Regions from separate parts of the Homo sapiens genome. Here region 1 is linked to region 2. A link is an interaction called in ENCODE POLR2A ChIA-PET data of the cell type or tissue named here. Cell type or tissue: GM12878. All regions are shown on one strand. Each heading gives the region's core, and the rest is flanking DNA. Links, peaks and the distances in the headings are about the cores only.

Region 1 (6,948 bases), core at 1,024-6,023, 250 kb before region 2:
AAATGGGAAATCCACCCATAATAAATGAACAATAGGCACTGCCAGTTTAGGCCTGTTCATGAATGGATCTGCAAGACAGCATCTTCGTTTAACAACATTATCTGTGATTTGATACATTTATCCTTATTACAATATTGTTTAGTTGGTAGAAATTCTATGTTTTCTACAAGGAAATTGATGTTTATTAAATAAAACTGAAAATAATTACTCAGTGTTTCTACCTGTTCACTTCCACTCTCCTTACCATTAAGCACTTCATTAAAAGGGAGCTCATTCTTGTAGTGATATCACCAGAGTTTTGAAATAGTCAGATCTCATACATACAGTAGCCAAAGGGAGCCAAATAATTTTCTGAATTAGAGATCTTTCCATATCTACATAGTATTCCTTTATTCTTTATTGTATAGATATAGGTAGTTTATTTTTTATTTGAGACAGGGTCTCACTCTGTCACCCAGGCTGGAGTGCAGTGGCATGATCACAGCTCACCAAAGCCTCAACCTCCTGGGCTCAAGTGAGCCTCCCCTCTCAGCCTCCCAAGTAGCTGTGAGTACAGGTGCCCACCACCACACCTGGCTAATTTTTGTATTTTTTGTAGAGACAGGGTTTCACCATGTTGCCTAGGCTTGTCTGGAACTCCTGGGCTCAAGTGATCCACCCACCTCAGCCTACCAAAGTGCTAGGATTACAGATGTGAGCCACTGTGCCTGGCTATAGGTAACTTATTTTAAAATTTGTCCTTGGGTTGCTGGGCGCAGTGGCTCATGCCTGTAATCCCAGCACTTTGAGAGGCTGAGGCGGGCAGATCACGTGAGGTTGGGAGTTCAAGACCAGCCTGACCAACATGAAGAAACCCCGTCTCTACTAAAAATACAAAATTAGCCGGGTGTGGTGGTGCATGCCTGTAATCCCAGCTACTCCGGAGGCTGAGGCAGGAGAATCGCTTGAACCCGGGAGGTGGAGGTTGTGGTGAGCCGAGGTCATGCCATTATTGCACTCCAGCCTGGGCAACAAGAGTGAAACTCTGTCTCAAAAAAAAAAAAAAAAATTTATCCTTGGGTTGTTTTCTCCTTTCATGACTACAAACAGTGCTACAACAAATAACCTTGTACATTCTCTGTTTTGCACATATGCAAGGATATCTATTAGATAAATGCCTAAAGGGGAATTACTAAGTATGTGCATTCTAAGTTTTAATAGATACTAAGTTGTCACCAATAGACGTTCATTCATTCATTATTTGTAGTTAATAAGCACTTACTACATTCTAAGCCTGTACTGTTCTGGAGTTTGGGGTTACAGCAGTATATACAGCAAAGTCCTGGGTTTACAGTTGGAGAGCAGAGACATAAATGCATAGAATAGTGTCATCAGATGGTAAGTGCTCAAAATGGGATGAAAAGGAGAATGATAGAGGGGATGGGAGCCACTGTTTTAGATCACATGATGAGCAAAGGCCTGAAGGAGGCAAGGAAAAATTGGTATGCATTTCAGGATTAGCGGGGAAAGGTAAGTGTATTAGCCCTGGGGCTGGAGTGTGCCTTGCATGTTTGAGGAGGAGCAGGAGGCCAATGTGGCTAATACAAATTGTGCAAGAGAAGAAATGGTAGGAGATGAGGTTGGAGTGCATTTTACCAATGCGTAGTACTTACCACGAAGGTTGTACCAACTTAAACTATCAGCAATACATTTGAGTACCCATTTCCCCCATATACTCATCAATGGAGAATGTTATCAAACTTTTTGAGTTTTGCCAATATTCTAATATAAAAATGGTATCTTATAGTTTTGATTTGCATTTCTCTTATTTTGAGGGGGTCTGAGTATCATATATTTAAGAACCATTTTTTTTTTTTTTTTAGACTGAGTCTCGCTCTGTCGCCAGGCCAGAGTGCAGTGGTGCGATCTCAGCTCACTGCAACCTCACTGCAACCTCTCAGCTCACTGCAGCCCTCCTGGGTTCAAGCAATTCTCCCACCTCAGCCTCCTGAGTAGCTGGGACTACAGGCATGCACCACCATGCCAGGCTAATTTTTGTATTTTTAGTAGAGACAGGGCTTCACCATGTTGGCCAGGATGGTCTTGATTTCTTGACCTCATGATCCGCCCACCTCGGCCTCCCAAAGTGCTAGGATTACAGGCGTGAGCCACCGCACACGGCCAAGACCCATTTTTTATGAAATAACTTAAGTCCTTTGTTCATTTTTTTATTGGGTTGCTGGTCTTTTTCTTACAGATTTATAAAAGTTGTTTATCAAGGAAATTAGTCCTTAGTCTATGAAATAAGTTGCAAATATTTCCACCTTGTCATTTAAAAAAATTTGATATTTTTTCCTGGTAGAATTGTTTAATGTGGTAAAATTTATGAATATTTTTCTCTACACATCTGCACCTTTTGTCATACGTAGAAAGGCATTCCCCACAAGATTTTTCTTTTCTTTTTTTTTTTTTTTTGAGATGGAGACTCACTCTGTTGCCCGGGCTGGAGTGTAGTGATGTGATCTTGGCTCACTGCAACCTCTGCCTCCCAGATTCAAGCGATTCTCCTGCCTCAGCCTCTCCAGTAGCTGGGACTGCAGGCGCCCGCCACCACGCCTGGCTAATTTTTGTATTTTTAGTAGAGATGAGGTTTCGCCATGTTGGCCAGGCTGGTCTCAAACTCCTGACCTCAGGTGATCCACCCGCCTTGGCCTCCCAAGGTGCTGGGATTACGGGCATGAGCCACTGCACCCGGCCATGAAATATTTTTTTTTAAAGCAGCTCTATAGAGACAGAAAGCAGATGAGGGCTGCCTGGGGCTGCGGATGGGAATTGATTATGGCTGCCTGGGGCTGGGGATGAGAATTGATTATGGCTGCCTGGGGCTGGGGATGGGAATTGATTATGGCTGCCTGGGGCGGGGGATGGGAATTGATTATGGCTGCCTGGGGCTGCGGATGGGAATTGATTATGGCTGCCTGGGGCTGGGGATGGGAATTGATTATGGCTGCCTGGGGCTGCGGATGGGAATTGATTATGGCTGCCTGGGGCTGGGGATGGGAATTGATTATGGCTGCCTGGGGCTGGGGATGGGAATTGATTATGGCTGCCTGGGGCTGAGGATGGGAATTGATTATGGCTGCCTGGGTCTGGGGATGGGAATTGATTATGGCTGCCTGGGGCTGGGGATGGGAGATGATTTTTTGGAGGTTGATGCAAACACTTTAAAACTGGATTGTGTCTTGTTTTCACAATTCTATAAATTCACTGAATTGATTTGTGCACTTAAAAACAGGTAAATGTTATGGTATATACTGAGCTATATAAATTATGTCTCGATAAAGCTGTTAAAAAATAGAAAACAAATGTCTGCAGACCATTGTTTGAAGACTGAGCAAGGGGGACCAAAAATACATGTAAAAATTCCTTGCGCCCACACAAAGGTGGAGGTTGAAAAAGGCTGGAGAAGGGACAGAATAAATGCATTTATTCAGTAAACACTTTTGAGTATTTACTCTGTGGAAACTCCTCAGGATGTCTGGAAACAGACAGCTTTCAAGGAGAAGGAAGAACAAGACAAAAGACTGATGTAGTTATGGTCAGGTCAGTTTATGATGCCGACAGCAGGTTGAGGTTAACGATTTCTGTGTTCCCCTAAATGGCGCAAGCAGAGCCATGGGATTAGAGCGAGATGGGAAGAAGCATAGGAGAGAGGGAGTAGTTAGGGTGAAAAGAGCAGGTGAGCAGAGGACCTTTTTTCAGATGCAAGGCTAAGGTTGGATATGTTCAACATAGATGGAGAAAGTATATTCTGGGGATGTCAAACAAAAATGGATAATCCAGGAGTTACTTTTTTTTTTTTTTTTTTTTTTGAGATGGAATCTAACTTTGTCGCCCAGGCTGGAGTACAGTGGTGAGATCTTGGCTCACTGCAACCTCCACCTCCCAGGTTCAGTGATTCTCCTGCCTCAGCCTCCCGAGTAGCTGGGATTACAGGCACCCGCCACCATGCCTGGCTAATTTTTGTATTTTTAGTAGAGATGTGGTTTCACCATGTTGGTCAGGCTGGTCTTGAACTCCTGACCTCAAGTGATTCGCCCGCCTCGGCTTCCCAAAGTGCTGGGATTCCAGGCGTGAGCCACCGCACCCAGCTAATTTTTTATTTTTAGTAGAGACGTGGTTTCATGTTCGTCAGGATGGTCTCAAACTCCTGACCTTGTGATCCGCCCACCTCGGCCTCCCAAAGTGCTGGGATTCCAGGCGTGAGCCATTGCACCCGGCCAGGAGTTAGAAATTAAAAAGAATCTCCCCCATCCTCACCATCTCCCCTGAAAAAACAACCGACAAACTAACAAAAGAACTTCCCATGGTCAAATTTACAAGAAGAGACCGTTAATGGTTAAATTAGCGACCTTCAAGCTGAAAAGTGTTTATAAAGTCTTCCTCTCAATGGTCCACCATTTCACACTATAGCAGATACTGCTGATTACCTACTCAACATCCTTAATCTCCTTCTTTATTGCCTGCAGAAGTCCAATTTTGTTGTTCAAGTATAAGCCTCCCACACAAGTCTCAGATCCGGAGGCAAATCCTGACTGATCTAAATAAATCTCTGGGCACGGTGTGCTCATGCCTGTAATCCCAGCACTTTGAGAAGCCGAGGTGAGAGGATTGCTTGAGGCCTGGAGTTCAAGACCAGCCTGGGCAATATAGTGAGAGTGCTCCCTGCCCATCTCTACAGAAATTTTAAAAAATTAGCACACCTGTAGTTCCAACTACTTGGGAGGCTGGGGCAGGAGGATTGCTTGAGCCAGGAGTTCAAGGCCGCAGTGAGCTATGATTATTCCACTGCACTCCAGGCTGGGTGAGAGACAGAATGACGCTGTCTCTAAAAGAAATAAAGAATAGGCCAGGTGCAGTGGCTCATGCCTATAATCCCAGCACTTTGGGAGGCTGAGGTGGGCAGATCACCTGAGGTTGGGAGTTTGAGACCAGCCTGACCAACATGGAGAAACCCCGTCTCTACTAAAAATACAAAATTAGCCAGGCATGGTGGCACATGCCTGTAATCCCAGCTACTTGGGAGGCTGAGACAGGAGAATCGTTTGAACCTGGAAGGCAGAGGTTGCAGTGAGCCGAGATCGTGCCATTGCATTCCAGCCTGGGCAACAAGAGTGAAACTCTCTCTCAAAAAAAAAAAAAGAAAAGAAAAAGAAATAAATAAAGAATAAAATTTAAAAATGAATAATAAAGAAATACCAGTGATCCCATTCCATTGTCTGTGATTTGTTTAGAGATGGGCACATTACCTGTTTCTGACCAATGAGATGTGAAAGCAGCATCTATGAGGACTTGTGAGAAAGATGTTCTAGATTTCTTCTCTGCCTTTCGGCTGAGATCAACTGTAGAAAGGTGTTCTATATTTGTGGGAGAAAAGAAAAGGCCTCTCTGCTTCTCTAGACGTGGTTGTGTCTGAATGTGATATTGGGAAATACTGTGGTCGTTTTGTTGCCAGCCTGAGGATGACAGTCATCATTAATGAGGGCAGAACAAAGAGAATCACAGAAAGAAGGATACAGAACCCTGATATGCTGCACATGGAGGCTGCCCTACCTCGTTATATGAATTAACAAATTTCCCATTTTATTGATTGATTGATTGATTGATTGAGACAGAGTCTTGCTCTGTCTCCCAGGCTGGAGTGCAGTGGTGCGATCTCGGTTCACTGCAACCTCCACCTCCCGGGTTCAAGCGATTCTCCTGCCTCAGCCTCCCGAGTAGCTGGGACTACAGGCGCCCGCCACCACGCCCAGAAATTTTTGTATTTTTAGTAGAGATGGGATTTCACCATGTTGGCCAGGCTGGTCTCAGACTCCTGACCTTGTGATCTGCCCGCCTTGGCCTCCCAAAGCGCTGGGATTATAGGCATGAGCCACTGCACCCGGCCAAATTTCACATTTCAAAAACCAATTTAGGCTGGACACAGTGGCTCACACCTGTAATCTCAGCACTGTGGGAGGCCAAAGCAGGCGGATCACCTGAGGTCAAGAGTTCGAGATCAGCTTGGCCAACATGGTGAAACCCCATCTCTACTAAAAATACAAAAATTGGCCGGGCATGGTGGAGCATGCCTGTAGTCCCAGCTACTCAGGAGGCTGAGGCAGGAGAATCGCTTGAACCTGGGAGGCAGAGGTCGCAGTGAGCCCAGATTGCACCATTGCAGTCCAGCCTGGAGACAGAGCAAGACTCTGTCCAAATAAATAAATAAATAAAGATAATAAAGATAAAAAACAATTTAAATTGGTATTTTTCTGTTTCTTGCAGCAAAAAATTCCATTAACAAGGGAATAAGCCTCTTCCATTAGCCTCTCCCATCTCTGGACACAATGTGGACCAACTGTCTCTCAAGAATAGGCCGGGAGACCTCCGGGAAGAGACTGATACAGTGGACAGAGCAGGCATCAGGGACTGAGGAAGGCCGGGAAGCTGGCAAGGGCAGCGCAAAGCAGTGGAGCTTGGAATCTAAGGCTGGATAGAGTCCTGTGGAGCCAGCAGACAGCGTGTAAAATGACAGGGGCTGACTCGTTGCACAGGGCAGTTCTAGCAACTTGTGGCAGGTTTGCTTGGGAGAAAATAGGTAAAGCAATTGGGTCATAGAAGGGGAATGCTGAGTAAAGAGATCTCAGAAGTTTAGAAGCCCTGGTGCTAATCAGATCCGGCCTCTTCACATTCCAAACCAAGACAGATAGAGAGGGAAGTACAGGAAATCAAGAAAGTTACAGAGTCCTGTGAAATCGAGGAGTCTAAAGGAGCAACAGCTCAGATGTTGAAAGATCCTGGGAACATTGATGAGTGGCAAAATGGAGAATAAAATCAGCCAGATCCTAAAGTCACTTGGGTGGGTACAAAATGCTTACTATGGTATTGGCAACTGCACCAACAATTTGAAGAAGAAAATGTAAAAAGATG
Region 2 (6,062 bases), core at 75-5,074:
CGGCTGCTGAGAAACTGAAGGGAAGGGTTTCAATCACTAGAATGTAGGAGTTGAGGGCTGGGGTAGGTGGACCCCGCAGACCCTGCAGAAGTGTGCAGATCTCTGAGGAGGAAATACCTCCCAGCTGCTGCTGCTACCTCTGAAATGTCCCAGTGAGTCTACTTCTAGAAGAGCTGGAATAATTTGGAGGCTGGAGTCAACTGGCACTGCTGGGCAACATGGACAAGAGGAACAAAGAAGAAAGAAGCCTCCTTGGCCAGGCGCAGTGGCTCACGCCTGTAATCCCAGCACTTTGGGAGGCCGAGGGGGGCAGATCACTAGGTCAGGAGTTCAAGACCAGCCTGGCCAACATGGTGAAACCCCGTCTCTACTAAAAATACAATAAATTAGCCAGTGTGGTGGCACACGCCTGTAGTCCCAGCTATTCAGGAGACTGAGGCAGGAGAATCGCTTGAACCTGGGAGACGGAGGTCACAGTGAGCCGAGACCATGCCACTGCACTCCAGCCTGGGTGATGCAACAGGACTCCGTCTCAAAAAAAAAAAAAAAAAAAAAGTAGCCCCCTTTTCCTTTCCTCCTTCCTAGAACCGCTTATTGATAGAACTTTACAAGAAGCCAACTGGCAAAGGAGTCTGGGCAAATGGTTTTTATATCAGCAGAGTTTAGAATGGCAGGCTTGACGCTGCAAGACAAGAGGGGGAAAGAAAACACACCAGAGATGTTTTCCTTTAATAGATTCTGGACTAAGGTGTCTTGAAACGTCTAAGGCAAAAACCTATAACGCTCCTATCTAGACAAGATGGGTGTTAGTATGTGTGGAAAAATGATGCTTATCCACAAATTCCCAGGAGAAGTTAAGCCTCATGAAGGATCTATAGGAGAAAACTGGAGAACCTTTATTTTCATTTATTTTATGTTTTTGAGATGGAGTCTTGCTTTGTCACCCAGGCTGGAGTGCAGTGGCATGATCTCGGCTCACTGCAACCTCTGCCTCCCAGGTTCAAGTGACTCTCCTGCCTCAGCCTCCTGAGTAGCTGGAACTACAGGCGCTCACCACCATGCCCAGCTAATTTTTGTATTTTTAGTAGAGACGGGGTTCCACCATGTTGGCCAGGCTGGTCTCGAACTCCTGACCTCAAGTGATCCACCCGCCTCGGCCTCCCAAAGTGCTGGGATTACCAGCATGAGCCACCGTGCCCGGCCACCTAGAGAACCTTTAAGTACCTGCAGAAAGCACTTCCAATTCTTTAGTTTTTGTTGTTGTTGTTGTTCTGATTATGTCCAGAGCTGATGATTCAGAGAATAAGATTGTGTCTGCCATCCCCATACACAAACGGGTGGTCACCTAAAGCTACCATTGTCCCATTTTCCTATGCCCCTACAAGCCCTACAAATCCCACAATTCCTCACCTACCAGGTGAACCCTCTTTGAAATTTCCTCCATAGGAAATTAAGCCATCAGACATCATCACTAAATTCCCAGAGCTCCTAGAAGGATACAATCCAGAAATAATAGAACACCAGGATAAGATTTGATCTTTTTTTTTTTCCCAGGCTGGAGTGCAGCGGTACAATCTCGGCTCACTGTAACCTCTGCCTCCTAGGTTCAAGCGATTCTCCTGCCTCAGCCTCCAGAGTAGCTGGGATTACAGGCGCGTGCCACCACGCCTGGCTAATTTTTGTATTTTTAGTAAACATGGGATTTCATCATATTGGCCAGGCTGGTCTTGAACTCCTTACCTCAGGTGATCCACCCACCTCAGCTTCCCAAACTGCTGGGATTACAGGCGTGAGCCACTGTGCCCAGCCTGATCTGTCTATTAAAAGGAGGGCATTTGCCAGGCACAGTGTCTCACGCCTGTAATCCCAGCACTTTGGGAGGCCGAGGTGGGCAGATCATGAGGTCAAGAGATCGAGACCATCCTGGCCAACATGGTGAAACCCCGTCTCTACTAAAAATACAAAAATTAGCCAGGCATGATGGCAGGTGCCTGTAGTCCCAGCTACTTGGGAGGCTGAGGCAGGAGAATCGCCTGAACCTGGGAGGTGGAGGTTGCAGTGAACCGAGATCACACCATTGCACTCCAGTCTGGGCGACACAGCAAGACTCCATCTCAAAAAAAAAAAAAAAAAAAAAAAGGAGGGCATTGGAATTAATTAAAAATAGATCATAATGAAGTAACTCTCCAGAGTAAACCTACATTACAACAAATCAAGAGAGGGGAGTTGTGTAACAATCCTAGCAAGAGGCACTGACATGATATTAAATCAACTTGGTTTTAACATGTGAGAGAACCTTTCCACCCACAAAGAGCTCGAGGTGCTGTAATTTGTACAACACTATTATCAGTTTATTGACTTGAAAACGGTGCTTAAAAATCTCAGAATCTCAAGAATAACTTCTGGAAAAGCATCTTATAAACAAAAAAAAAATGAATTGATTCCTTCTACTGGCAAATGCTTAGAAAACATTTTAAATCTTTTATTTGGATAAAGCTAAAAATACATGAATTTAGCTAGTTTGATTTTAGAAGACTTTAACTTTTTAAACTAATAGTACTTTTTATTTGTTTTTTACTTGCCAAGCATTGGGCGCAAACCAGTAGTACTTTTTAAAGCATGATCTTAAAAACAAATTTTCCTTTGGGGCTGAGAAGAATAGGTCACAGTCTGAAAAAAAGATGAGGGCTAATTATCTCAGACTTAGGTCTTTAGAGGAGGAAGTGGCAATTTTAATGTTATGTAATAGCAAAAACCCTAAGTTTCTAAGGCAACCAAAAAGGTTCTGAACTAACCACTGCTCTTTTCTTTGGCTTTAAAAAATCATTCGTGGCCAGGCCCGGTGGCTCACGGCTGTAATTGCAGCACTTTGGGAGGCTGAGGCAGGCAGATCACCTGAGGTCAGGAGTTCGAGGCCAGCCTGGCCAACATGGAGAAACCCTGTCTCTACTAAAAATACATTAGCTGGGTATGGTGGTGCACACCTGTAATCCTAGCTATTCGGGAGGCTGAGGCAGGAGAATCGCTTGAACCCGGGAGGCAGAGGTTGCAGTGAGCTGAGATTGTACCACTGCATTCCAGCCTGGGCAACAGACCAAAACCTCTGTTTCAAAAAAAAAAAAAAAAAAAAAAGAGAAAACATTTATTATGAATGGGGTTGAGGTTAGGTTTTTGTCCCCCAGTGTTCTGAGCCATTTGTAATTATTTGAGTTATTTTCCTATTTTTCTATTGGTTTGTTGGTCGTTTTCTTCTCAATTTCTAGGGGCTTTTTTTTTTTTTTTTTTTTTTTAACAGGATGTTGCTGTTTCCCAGGCTGGAGTGCAGTGGCGTGATCATAGCTCGCTACAGCCTTGATCCCCTGGGCTCAAGCGATCCTTCTACATCAGCCTCCCTATTAGCTGGGACTACATGAGTGAGCAACAATAACTGGCTGAATTTTTTTTTTGGCAGGGTGGGTGGTAGAGACAGGGTCTCACTATGTTGCCCAGACTCTTCTCCAACTCCTTGCCTCAAGCAGTCCTACCACGTTGGCCTCCCAAAGTGCTGGGATTGTGAGGGTGGGCCACTGCCCCCAACCTTAGGTGGTCTTTGTATATTAGGAAGATTGACCCTTTCTATATAATGAGTTACAGAAACATTTCCAAATGCAAATCAGAGTTCCCACACTCCTAGGAAAAGATAGATTGTTCTATAGCTGTGCCAACAAGTAACCACTAGAACAGTTTATAAATCTATCACATCAGTCAGGGACAACTTGGTTCATTGAATACACCCCTGAAAACCAACAGTCATTGACAGCCTCATATTTTGAAAGTCAGCTCATGGCCGGGTGCAGTGGCTCTCGCCTGTAATCCCAGCACTTTGGGAGGCCCAGGTGGGCGGATCACCTGAGGTTGGGAGTTCAAGACCAGCCTGACCAACAGGGAGAAACCCCATCTCTACTAAAAATACAAAATTAGCCAAGTGTGGAGGCACCTGCCTGTGATCCCAGCTACTTGGGAGGCTGAGGCAGGAGAATCACTTGAACCCGGGAGGTGGAGGTTGCAGTGAGCCAAGATCACACCATTGCACTCCACCCCAGCCTGGGCAACAAGAGTGAAACTCTGTCTCAAAAAAAAAAAAAAAAAGAAAGTAAGTCAGCTCATATCAGTGATTTCATACCAGAAAATGCAGTTCTTTTTTTTTTTTTTTTTTTTTTTTTTTGAGATGGAGTCTCACTCTGTCACCCAAGCTGGAGTGCAGCGGCACGATCTCGGCTCACTGCAACCTCTTCCTCCCGGGTTCAAGTGATTCTCCTGCCTCAGCCTCCCAAGTAGCTGGGACTACAGGTATGTGCCACCATGCCCAGCTAATTTTTGTATTTTTAGTAGAGATGGGGTTTCTCCATGTTGGCCAGTCTGGTCTCAAAACTCCTGACCTCAGGTGATCTGCCTGCCTCGGCCTCCCAAAGTGCTGGGATTACAGGCGTGAGCCACCGCGCCCAGCCGTCAAAGGAGTTCTTGCTTGACAGCACTAGCTTTCCTAGTCTTCATTGAGAGTAAGCAGGACAGTGGCTAATGAGATTTGCAGAGAGAGACAGTAGAGACACTTCTTTCGATTCCTCTGGTTTACCTTTTTCTTATGGCAGCCACTGCTACAGCAACCAGTTCTTTCTTCTAGTTTTTTTAGAGAAAAGGTATCCCTCTGTTGCCCAGGCTGGAGTGCCGTGACGTGATCTCGTCTGACTGCAACCTCAAACTCCTGGGTCAAATGATCCTCCCACCTCAGCCTCCTAAGTGGCTGAGACCACAGCCATGCACTACCATGCCCAGCTAATTAAAAAAAAAAAAAATGGTAGAGACAAGATCTCCCTATATTGGTCGGGCGCGGTGGCTCTTGCCTGTAATCCCAGCACTTTGGGAGGCCAAGGCAGGTGGATTGGCTGAGCTCAGTTCAAAACCACCCTGGGCAACATGATGAAACCCCATCTTTACTAAAATACAAAAAAATTAGCCGGGTGTGGCAGCAAGAGCCTGTAATCCCAGCTACTCAGGAGGTGGAAGTGGGAGAATCACTTAAGCCTGGGAGGCAGAGGTTGTAGTGAGCCGAGATCACGCTACTGCACTCCAGCCTGGGCAACAGAGTGAGACTCTGTCTCAAAAAAAAAAAAAAAAATCTCCCTATATTGCTCAGGGTGATCTCAAACTCCTGGGCTCAAGCAGTCCTCCTGCCTCAGCCTCCCAAAGTGCTGGGATTACAGGCGGGAGCCACTGGGCCCGGCCTATAGTACCCAGTTGTCACTGGACTCTCAACAGCTTCTTGTGGTTGCCACCACATAGCACCTGACCTCAAGCCTGTGCCATGTGTCAGGGCTGGGATGATTTTACCCTACTCACAAGCTAATAAGTTAGCCTATTACTGCTTCATGAGTGTTGGCAGAAGACATCAAATTCCTGGTATGAGAAAAAGGACTTTATTACTCATGGCACAGCAAGCAGCAAGAATATCATGTTCGTGTCAGTTCTCCTTGCCAAGGAGATGAGAGCGCGGCAGTACTTAATAAAGGAAACTCGTTCTTGGATAGCTACAAGAATCTTTTGGGGAGGCATTTTGAAGGAAGCTGAGGTTCTGTGTGAGCAAATGAGGGGTGACCTGCCAGCAAAATTGTGGGTAAGTGCTGATGTGACCTTATTTGCACCCCTAGGCTGATAAGAACTGGAACATTCAAGTTACACTTTTAAAATGCCTGTAGGTATTGTACAATGAGATGGCAAGGACAGGATCCTAGAATCAGATAGACATGGATTCAAATTCTGCTTCTATTTTTTGTTTTGTTTTCTTTGTTTTTTGAGATGCAGTCTCGCTGTGTCACCCAGGCTGGAGTGCAATGGCACAATCTCAGCTCACTGCAACCTCCACCTCCCAGGTTCGAGCAATTCTCCTGCCTCAGCCTCCCGAGTATCTGGGATTACAGGCGTGAGCCACTGTGCCTGGCCAAATTCTGCTTCTAGCTGTGTAGCCCTAACCTCTCTCCTAAATTGTAAAATAGAATTTATTTCTCATAAAATTGTTGAAAAGATTC

Evidence for each region. ChIA-PET counts read pairs that join two places held together with the same protein. Peaks named below come from ENCODE experiments on the same cell type or tissue, not always from the same donor. Only the 100,000 strongest peaks of a DNase experiment are listed, where the experiment ranks them.
Region 1: POLR2A ChIA-PET joins it to region 2 with 8 read pairs; 2 of 35 experiments call an interaction of 5 or more read pairs at or near these places.

The regions. Positions count from the first base shown.
Region 1 is chr3:196,699,536-196,706,483 of GRCh38, reverse strand. CEP19 (centrosomal protein 19) reads left to right here. Exons shown (of 3, transcript NM_032898.5): 3 at 1-207. Among named protein-coding and RNA genes, the nearest start is that of CEP19, 9.2 kb to the left of the region's middle. In GM12878, for the core only: no CTCF peak of the experiment used is centred there; no DNase peak of the experiment used is centred there.
Region 2 is chr3:196,454,459-196,460,520 of GRCh38, reverse strand. No RefSeq gene overlaps it. Among named protein-coding and RNA genes, the nearest start is that of UBXN7, 25 kb to the right of the region's middle. In GM12878, for the core only: no CTCF peak of the experiment used is centred there; a DNase peak (open chromatin) is centred at 2,710; H3K27ac peaks cover 825 bases.